Regions from separate parts of the Mus musculus genome. Here region 1 is linked to region 2. A link is a contact called in ENCODE POLR2A ChIA-PET data. All regions are on one chromosome and are shown on one strand. The core of a region is the stretch at or near the end of the contact, and the rest is flanking DNA. Distances in the headings are between cores, read along the strand shown.

Region 1 (5,340 bases), core at 946-3,445, 73 kb after region 2:
AATTAATGGGTTACCCTATAGAAAAATGATCTGTCATAAACCAAACAGTGAAGGGGAAGAAGGGAAGAATTCCAATTGACACAATTTAAATGAAACATGACTTTTCAAACAAATGAAGTTTCTTTTGGATTGCAGAAACTAAGCAATATTTATATGTATAATTCAACTATTATTTGGTTTAAATGGGCTTGTTGGGAAATGTTATCATTTTTACTATTTTCTACAGAGAAAATATTTTCCACTTTATCAAATAAATCTGGACTTTGAAATTACAGCCTGTTTTTATGTTCCAGCTGTCTATGTATGTTTTCCTGAAACTGTACATAAAATGTTTTTACATTAAAATGAATTGCTGTATAAAGTACTGCATTATGCCATAATAAAGATACCGATGCTTTATATTTAGTTCTTGGTGGCTTTTATTTTATAGCAGTGACTGCTAGGTCTGTAAATCTAGTAGCTTGGCTTGCCTTTTGTGTATACTGCATTAAAGCAGATCAGGTTATAACGGGGAGTTAGCCTTGGCTAAATTGTCATAAAAATGAACGCAATCCTATGTTAACATACCTTCACTGTCTTCAGACACACCAGAAGAGGGCATCGGATCCCCCATTACAGATGGTTGTGAGCCACCGTGTGGTTGCTGGGGTTTGAACTCAGGACCTCTTGGAAGAGCAGTCACTGCCATCCCCCCAGCCCTTCAGTGGGCCATTTTCTACAGGTTCATTTCTTGAATCATCCATTCAAGTTTTGTGAATTGCTCTCTTCCCCTAACATCCTATGTTTACCTTTCAATATGTATGTACATACATTTTAAGACTTAAAATAATTTTACATTTAATAAATGTTTTCAAGACAGATCTCACTGTGTATCTCTGGCTGTCTTGGAACTATGTAGACTTGTAGCACAACCAATTCTGAGCTTATCCCTGACCAGCTTACAAATAAGTGAGACTCACACTATGGTTATTTTATTTGGCTTTGACAATTACTGGGGGATAATCTCTAATCTATTTTTCCAACTGCTGACCTGGCTTCTTTCCCAGCAGTGTTCCCCCAAGTAATTGCTGTTTCTCCTGCCGTGTGCTCATGGTCCATCTCTCCTGGCTCTTGTTCTACTCTCTCCAATGCTCAACAAGGAAACCCACCTACCTCTGATCCCTGCAGTTATTAGCTGTAGCCTTTGTTGTTTGTTTTTGTTATTTCGAGACAGGATTTCTGTGTAGCCCTGGCTGTCCTGAACTTTGTAGACCAGGCTAGCCTTGTACTCAGAAATCCGCCTGCTTCTGCCTCCCCAGTGCTGGGATTAAAAGCGTGTGCCACCACGCCCGGCAGCTGTAGCCATTTTTTTTTTTTTTTTTTTTTTTTGGTTTTTCGAGACAGGGTTTCTCTGTATAGCCCTGGCTGTCCTGGAGCTCACTTTGTAGACCAGGCTGGCCTCGAACTCAGAAATCCGCCTGCCTCTGCCTCCCGAGTGCTGGGATTAAAGGCGTGCGCCACCACGCCCGGCTAGCTGTAGCCATTTTTATTTAACCAAATTAAGTTTTAAATTAAGGAATAAAGTTTGTACAACAAAAGCTGGTAAGCATGAGAATTTAATCATAGGCTACAGAATTTAGCATTACAATACATATCAACACTGGCCCCTGTGTCAGCCTGCAGATAATTGGCACCATGCCTAGCTCAGAGCCTTTATAGAATTTTCAGGGACTGGGCGGTGGTGGTGTGAGGTGGCTCTAGTAAGTAAAGGCTGCGGAGGCTGAGCCTGAGGATCTGAATTTGATCCCTGAGACCTGGGTACCTGGGTTGTAGTTTCCTACAACTATAATTTTTAACTGTGATAGCGTAATACATTAGTGGTGAAAGATTCTTGCCTATGAACTTGAGCAGTTATCGAAAGATGTTAGTGTTAAATTTCATTTAAGCTAGGGATTGACTTTACGATAGGCTAGTACCTTACCCCTAAGAATCATTCTGATTCTGAACATTTTTGTATAAACTACATTTTGGGATGAAGCAGGAGAAGCCATACTGCTCAAGGGTAGCAGCGGAAGGCTCTGTATTCCCTGACAGCTTCGTTTCCTTGACGACGGCTGTTGTGGCGACCAGAACATCCTCCCATTGGCTGCTGCCGAGCGTCTAGCGCTCCCCTCTACCGACTTCATTGGTCGGCGCTCCACAGTCACGACACGTCGTAAATGAAGTGTCGCAACGCGGAGGCCTCCAGTGGCTGCTGGTCCACGGACGGGGAGGCGGCCGTCAGCTCAGGCCGCGATGGCGAACGCTCCGGGGCCAGAGATCCGCGAGAAGTTCCAGGCAGCGCTGGCCCTGTCGCGGGTGGAGCTGCACAAGAACCCGGAGAAGGAGCCGTACAAGTCCAAGTACGGCGCGCGCGCGCTGTTGGAGGAGGTGCGCGCGCTGCTGGGCCCGGCGCCCGAGGACGAGGACGAGCCGGCTGCTGACGATGGGCCGGGCGACCAGGCCTTGGGCGCGGGTGAGCCCCGGGAGGCTGAGGGCCCCGGAGCGCAGCGGGCGCTGCGCCTCGCGGTGGTCGAGTTCCACCTTGGTGTGAACCACATCGACACGGAGGAACTGTCTGCCGGCGAGGAGCATCTGGTCAGGTGCCTGTCGTTGCTGCGCCCCTACCGCCTGTCGCTCGGCTGTGTGTCTCTCTACATCCAGGCGCAGGTGAGATGCTGAGGCGGGAGTTCTGCATCCAAAACGCTCCTCCTGGCTGCGCACGTCTCTCAGTTGGTTCAGTCCCCAGCATTGCACAACACCCGGCCTGAAATTCCAGTACTAGGGAGGCTGCGGCAGGAGGATTGCTTTGGGTTCTTGGCTAGCCTGGGTTTCATAGCGAAGTTTAGTCCCTTTTAATTTGTCATAACACCTACCCTCCATCTGCCTACCAACTCCCTCTGAGTTCTCGCCGCCTACTCCAGCCTCACTTGCTACTTTCCGTAATCCTGGGCAGAAAACCTAAGCGTCCGAATCAGCGCCTCCCAACCCAATGACAAGCTTAGTTTCATTCTGTGAAGAAATAATCCAACGGGATTCGAATGGAATGAACAGGACAAGGGATCGCAAGAATGATCCAATCTTAAATGTTGTTGTTGTTAATGGCCAAAATCTTAAAACTTTATTCTTTACCACATTCATCTTGTTTGCTCAGCAAGGAATTCGTACCTTTTCCTTAAACTGTCTCGACAACCTTTTAATAACTTTTTATTTTTTGTTTGTGTTTAGACATCCATTTGTGTCTGCAATGCTTAACTTCGACTGTCTTCACCTCCTGAGTGCTAGGACCCCCTCCCCCTTTTCCTTTCAGAGTCTTGTAGCCCAGGCTGCCTTTAACCCATGATCCCCCCACCTCAGCCTCCCTGCTGAGGTTATCGGAACTCTTGTTTGGACTAACTCTATCTGGTCCAAACTGATCTCACCTTCCATCCTTTACATTTTTATAAGCAGCAAGTGCGACTTTCTGCTCTGGAGAACATAACATTTCAAAATTCAAATAGTGGGTAGAGTTTTCCAGGCCCTTGGGTGTAGCTCAGTGGTACAGCATTTACCTAGTGCTCCAGGTTTCATCTCCACACTATGGGGGAAAAAAGACAGATAATGTCGGACTCTGTTGTGCCAGGTTACTTTCTTAGGGTTATAGATGGTTTCATCCTCCAGTCCAGATATGTGTACCAGGGAATATTTACTAAGCTTGATTGTTGGGTAGGTAGGCCTTTCAGGAAAGTCTCAAAACTTAGAAGAAAATGGTATGCCATATTCTTTTATGATGGCTCAATAAAATTAAAAGCCAAATACTAACAGGCACTGCCTGTCCCTTTTGCTCACAGCTCCAGCAGGTGGCACAGATAGGGATATTTTCCATGTTTGTTTGGGAGCTAAAGACATTAGTAAGGGGTTCAGTTCAAGCAACACTTCAGTGTGATGGTGGTGCACGCCTTTAATCCCAGAAATTGAGGCAGGAGGATTTCTGAGTTTGAGGCCAGGCTGGTCTACATCGTGACTTTCAGGACAGCCAGGGCTACACAGGGAAAAAAATCTTGTTTCAGAAAACCAAAGGGAAAAAGAATAAAGTAACCTTCTTCATTGATTCCTAAATTAAGCTTTAACCCTGTGTTGACTGGATTTGGAATCAATCAAGAGATGCCCCTTGTCATCTGGGAGGGTGTTTCCAAAGAGGTTAAACTGTGAATGTGAGTGGCTGCCTCCCTTGGGTAATACCAGCAAGTGCCGACATTTCCCTCTACTGAGTGTGGATTCAGTCACCCCGGCCACACTGTGCTCCTTCCACAACACAACAATCTCTCCAAACTGAGAGCAAATAAATCCTTATTTTAAAAGTTGATTTTTGTCAGGGTATTTTGGAACAGCAACAGAAAAGTCAAGTTTTGTTTTGTTTTTTAAAGAAGTTTAAAACCTTTTGAGGTCTTGGAGAGGTGGCCTGGGGTAAAGGCACTCTTCGCTTGCCCTGGCAACTTGAGTTTCATTTCTAGGACCCGTATGTTAAAAGGAGAGAATGGACTCCATTTGTAATCCTCCATATACACACCTCAGTATATGTAGGTACACACAAAATGGATGGATATTAACATGCAGCTTTTTGAAAGGGTATCTGCAGTGTATACTGTATTTTATTGATTTTCAAATGCATGCTTGACATCTTGGTGCACCTAAAGTAAGAGTACCTCATGGAGGGCTAGAGTGCTTCAGAGCACTGGCTGCTCTTCCAAAGGTTAAGGCTTGGATTCCAGCACCCGTATGAAGGCTCACAGCCACCTGTAACTCCAGCAGATCCTATACTCTCTCTGGCCTCCACAGTACTGCATACATGTGTTCCGCAGACACACATGTAGGCAAAATACCCATACACTAACATAATAACTAAAACTTAAAAATAACTAAGTAGTGTTGTTTGCATATGTAGTAATGGTGTACCTAAGAGCTCAGTTCAACAAACAAGAAAAGTAAGTATAAGGTAAATGTTATGCTAAGATGCATAGAGCCAGGGCAAGTGGCCCACTCCTTTAATCACAGCACCCGGGAAACTGAGGCAGCTAGAGCTCTGAGTTCCAGGCCAGCTTGGTCTGTACAGGAAGATTCAGAACAGGCAGGGCTATGTATTAAAACCTTGATTTTAAAAGATGCACGTACACACACACACACACACACACACACACTCACACACTCACACTCACTCACCCTACCTGATAAGGTATATCAGTAGTATTCCTGTACGTAAGTCATAGCTAGTTACAATAGTTTTGAAAGTACTGAAAGGGAGGAATGGTCTGTTTCAGGTTTAGTCCAGGCTGGCTTGGCCGC
Region 2 (5,654 bases), core at 2,253-4,752:
ATTTAATCCCAACAGAGAAGGCAGAGGCAGGCAGGTAGGGTTTAAGGCAAGTGTCAGCTACATAGTGGCCAACCATGTCTGGAAAAGCCAAGAACCCCAGCAGCACTCTTGAGATCAGTGTGAGTGCCACTGGACCTCACTGCTCTAGTGATGTTGTATTCGCTAATCCAGTTTCCTGCTTATTGCTCCTGCTTGGCTAACAACAGTTCTGAAAGGTAAAGTGGCTATGGTCACATGGTCTCTTGTTCTGTTTGCTTCGGCACCCTCAACCCACAATCTCTTTCCCTAGTCTCCATCAATTTATAACTGCCCCTATTTTTCCTATATCATCTGAAATCCTTCATGTTCTTTTGTTGTAAAAGTTTCACATTTGCCTTTCAAAGTGCATCTTGACGGCTCTTTGCCTTCTACTTTCTAATTACAGGCTGAGAAAATGAACGATTTTGGAAATAACCAGAGAGGCAAGTTTAGAAATAGTACCTTGTTTTTAATATCTTTTTTTCTTTTTTTTGGGGGGGGGGTGTTTGAGACAGGGTTTCTCTGTGTAGCCCTGGCTGTCCTGGAACTCACTCTTGTAGACCAGGCTGGCCTCGAACTCAGAAATCTGCCTGCCTCTGCCTCCCAAGTGCTGGGGTTAAAGGCGTGCGCCACCACTGCCTGGCTGGCAAGGGGGATTTTAAACATAGAACCTTTGTTTAAGAGAATACCAGGAAAAAGAATACACCACCTAACTTTTCAGGGTATTATCAGGAACTCTTTTAAGATATTTGGAAAATAGGGTTGGTAAGATAGCTACACTGGTAAAGGCTTCTACCACTGAGCCTGAACATGACTTTGATCCTCAGGAAACACATTGTGGAAAGAGAACTTCTACTAACAAAATACTGTCAAACAAACATAAAACTAGACGTTGTGGCTCTTGCCTTAACTTCTCTCCTAGCACCAGGGTGGCAGACACACAGCTCTGTGAGTTGGAAGCCAGTTGGCTTCTACATAGCAAGTTCCAGGTCAGCTAGGGCTAAGATGGTAAAACTCTAAACTAAGTAAATATTTGGGAAAGAAAGATGTTCTGATTGTTGTATTTGAAACTAGGCACCATGGTCTGTGCTTGTAGTTACAGGTACTAGGGAGGCTGGAGCAGGGTGTTCACTTGATCCCATGAATTGGTGATTATATTGGCGATTATATTGGCGATTATATTTTGAATCAATGTCCATGATGGTGGCCAACTGGACCTGATCTAGAATCATCTGAGAAGAAAGCCTCTGGCAGTCTGTGAGGGAGCACCTTTATCTGGTTAATTCAAGTGGGAAGACCAACCCCAACCGCCAGACTAAATAAAAGAGGGTAGGTGAGCACCATTGTTCATTTTTCTTTTTCTAGCAGATGAAATATGACCAGCTGCCTTGTACGCCTATTGCCACATCTTGCCTACCCCGATGGACTCTAGCCTCCAGCTATAAGCCAAAATGACCCAAAATAAAACGCTTAAGTCTCTTCTCAGGTATTTTGTCCCAGCAGTGAGAAAAATAAATGATATGTTGTTTTAATTCCCCTTGGTTCCAAATCTCACGATCAGACATAAATCTTTTGAGTTTTAAATTAAAATTATAGTTCCTGTTCCCATGTTTCCTGATCAATTAAGCTAATATCGACCAAGTCCTTCACTCCTTGGGCAAGTTACTCATGTGTAGATCTCCAATCTCCTTCCCCACTTGATAAGAGAATTAGTTCAGGCCATTAGGACTTAGAAAGGCCACATTTGTTGGCGCCGAAGGTGTCACAATTTGGGAAGCAGTCACTTGAATGACTAATAGAATCTAGTCCTTTTCAGGTTTGCTGTGAGGTTTGGTATGAGAAAAAAAATGCCAAAAATAGGATCCTAAGAAGGTAAAAATGCACTTCATTTGAGTGATTTTCAGCCACAAGACAGCATCTGCTCCCTTTATACCCATGTGTGTGGCATTCTTCACCTTATTAACTGTTCCTATGCATAGCATATTCCGTTGTAGGGGCATAGTGTATTGCTGTAGAACTGGGTGTAGCTAAGAGGAAAAAGAATTTAGAAAAGCTATTGAGATTTAGATTTGTAAAGATTTAGATGTAGAGACCCATAACTATTCATCCAACTTGTGGGAAAAGCCTTTTTCACCATCATTCCTTGAACACACCTGGTGTTATAAAACTGAATCCATAAGACTACATTCAGACAAAGTCATTGATGTTAAGCCAGTCCTTATTTTCATAGAATTCTGGAAGCTATCACAAATTTAAAATATTGTGGTCCCGGTTATTTAAGTCTAATCATAGAACTCAGGACGTGTAGCTGTAATTTTTTTAAGGCCTGTGTTTGAGGCTCAGATTACAAGACTGCTACACTAGACATTATGTAGTTTGCAAGAATGCCCTGTACCTACATCTAGGTTTGGTGTCATCTTCCCTCAGGAATGTAATAGCTGATTGACTGAATAAAGAGAACATGATAAACAAGGTTTGAGGACTGGGATTGTTGTTCAATTGGTAGTAGGCTTGCCTGGTCTGTGAGGTACAGGGGATCGAGCCCAATCTTTGTGAATATACATAAAGACCAAGAAGTCAATTCGCTGACACTGATATCTTTCATATAAATTTGTACCTCAGAGGCAGTTAATCCTGAACCTTAAGATTAAATGTACGTATTACAAGCAGGTCATCTGTCAGACACATTGGACTTGCTTTTCTTATCCTTTAGATTTTTCCCTATTCTGTTTCATAGGAGCGAGCATTCGCCTTGCAACTCTGGGAAATTACAGCTGTGAGAGCGCTGTGCCCATCGCGGATTCCGATCACTTTTCAAGTCTTACAAGCGCTACTGAGTTTGGACAAATAAATTCGCTTCTCGGGTGGGTTTGGTTTCTTCTGGGATACGTGAGAACTAAAAGTGAAGCCATAACTTAACGCCTGCATAAGGAGCTAATATCCTTGAGGCGGCCCCTCGGCTTCAGACCCCTGCAGATTCTGCTGACCCCGGGAAGCCTCGACGTCAATGCCCAGGTACCGTTACAGGCTAACGCTCCACCCACTGCGGGGGGCGGGGCGGGGCGGGGGCGGGGCGGAGGGCTGCAGTTTCCGGCGGCGAATGGCTGTACGGCGCGTGGCGCTCCCGCCGGCCTCAGCTCGTGCTTGCCCACGAGCCGCTGCGTCGCGCGTCAGCCCCTCGCTCCCCGCCGCCTGCGAGGGGGCTGCGCGAGCGTTGCAGGGCATGCTGGGAAGGGAGGCGTTCCGAGCGGGGGGAGGGGAACACTTGGAATTCTGCGTGCCGCGCCAGGGGAGGCGAGCGTCCTTCCTGGAGATTGGCCCGTGCTCTGGAGAAGCCTGTCACTTCAGACCGTGGGCGGGCCCATCGGGGCCACTCAGGTTTTCATTGGCCGAGGGAGGCTGCGACTCTCTGGGAGAGTTTCCTCCTGTAGAGTTCCGGCTTGCTTTGCTCCCGCCGCGAGGTGCGTGGCCCGGAAGTGACGCACGGTCCTGGCCGGCGGGGCCGCCCAGCCCCCGCTTCCTTTCACGCTCTCGGTGGCCGTAGGTGGTCGCGGCCACCGCAGCCGGGCGGGAGGTTGCGACGGCCAGTAATGCCCGGGAAACTCCTCTGGGGAGACATAATGGAGCTCGAGGCACCCTTGGAAGAGTCCGAGAGCCAGAGGAAGGAGCGGCAAAAGGTGTGCTGCGGCTGGGCCGCGCCTCCCTCGGGCTGCGCTGGCCTGGGCGGGGAGGGGAGCTGTCTAGGAAGGGGAAAGACCTGTCAGGACCGGGGGCGAGTTTCCGAGGGACAGCTTCCCCTTCGCCGAGCTCAGCCCTCCGAGGTCCCAGGGACCATTCCCCATCGCCGCACTCCCGGACCTGGAGGAGAACGGCCCGGCTTCCGTGGTACTTCAGCCCCACGTCGGCCTCTGCGCCCGGATCTCTCCCGAGAGATGGGCAGACTTGAGCTCCCATCGCCGTGGAATCTGCTCGTGTTCCCTTTCTTAGGCGGCGAGTCCCTTCATTTGGTTTTCCGGGGCCTTCGAAGAGTTGAGACAGAGATGATGATGGCTTTGCCTATGTGTTGCCTCCCGGTCGCGGTGTCGTGTCTGCAGCAGTCTCGGGAAAAGCTATCCTAGGGGGTTACAATCCTCCATGATTGGGTAATAGAGGCTTAAGGAACAGTGTCAAAGCCAGGCTTGCCAGGGGTTGGCTGTGATGGAGTTCGTGGGGGTTGTATTACGAATAGCCCTTACTGTCAGTATTTTCAATCCACTGTGGTTTTTATTGAGGCTAATCGTGCCAGACTCTTAGCTGAGGACCGAGGAGATAAAACTAATTAAGTATGCAGAATAGTCCCTGCCCACCAGGAGCCTGTAGAGGTTCTATCCCCACCTCCGTCCAAGACATTAAGAAAGAAAGAAAGAAAGAAAGAAAGAAAGAAAGAAAGAAAGAACCCGAAAAATAGAGGATCTTATGGTGTTAAGAAAAAATGCAGAGGTAAAATTTTTACTGGAGACATTTGACCTGGAGAAAGAAAGCTGAATGAGGATGAAAATGACTGTGGGAAAGATGACACTTGATAAAATATTTACTCTGTAGAGTGCTAGAGATGAGGAAACACCCCCTAGGACCTACCACGAAGGTAAATTTTAAATTCTAGCCACCCTTTTATGTCACCTTCCCAGTGGGCATTGAAGTGAGGCCACCACTATGCCCGACAAATGCCCAGCGTTGAGCTCTATTCCCAACTCTCGTTTTTCTGTTTTTGTAGAACGTACTAAATTTGGAATTTACATTTGAGAGTTCCATTTTTCAGTGCTGGGGTTTAAATTCGACCATGGCTCAAGGTTTATTTTTTTTATACCATTTTAAGCGTGTGACTTGATGTCATTATAATAGAATTGTGCTGTCACGACCACCGTGATCTCTAGAACCTTTTCATCTTCCCAAGCCAAAGCTCTTTGCCCCTTTGAATTTTACTACTGTAGGCTTCTAGGGTAGACTATAAATGTAACCTCAAGCCGTTATTTTAGTTTTATATTTAATTTAGTTTGTCTTGAATAACCTTGCATACCTAAATCCTGCTTCTGACATGGTCTAGGTAATGTTTCTTTCTAACCATACTTGTATAGTATGAGATAAAAACATTACCTCATTTGCCTTCGAAGGCTTGTTCTACTGTTATCTTGTGATTGGCAGTTTTATGTGCTCCTTGTAAAGTTAGCTTATATATATATATATATATATATATATATATATATATATATATATATATATATATATATAAAATCTTGAAATAGTTTCCAAAGATTCTTGAGGAAAGTTATTATATCTTTGTGCATCCTTACATTTCACTATGTTTTTATATATTGGTAGCTTTCATATTGTAAATTCTCCAGAAATAATATACTTATTGATTGCCCTTCATGAAAAAGAAGTAGACATTTGGAAATGGAATGGAATACCAAATAGCAGAAATAGAATATTAGGCTAAGTCTGGCATTCAATGAAAATAATTCTAGTTTGGATATATTGAGATAGGGAATTTGTGTTCTTAGAAAAGGAATGAAAGTAGCCAAGAGAGTCTGGAAGTGTGTGTTGACACAGACTTGAGCTTCCACGGAAGGGTAAGGAGAAGGAAACACTAAAGAAGG

What was found. ChIA-PET counts read pairs that join two places held with the same protein, here RNA polymerase II (POLR2A).
Region 1: POLR2A ChIA-PET joins it to region 2 with 26 read pairs in Patski. The contact joins the promoter of Kifbp here to the promoter of Ddx50 in region 2. POLR2A ChIA-PET finds 5 or more read pairs at or near these places in 2 of 5 experiments (Patski and embryonic stem cell).

Annotation. Positions count from the first base shown.
Region 1 is chr10:62,575,312-62,580,651 of GRCm38, reverse strand. It overlaps Kifbp (kinesin family binding protein), which reads left to right and starts at 2,195. Exons shown (of 7, transcript NM_028197.2): 1 at 2,195-2,688. The coding sequence starts at 2,275. Ddx21 (DExD box helicase 21) reads left to right here. Exons shown (of 15, transcript NM_019553.2): 15 at 1-405.
Region 2 is chr10:62,649,066-62,654,719 of GRCm38, reverse strand. Ddx50 (DExD box helicase 50) reads left to right here and starts at 3,502. Exons shown (of 15, transcript NM_053183.3): 1 at 3,502-3,695. The coding sequence starts at 3,609.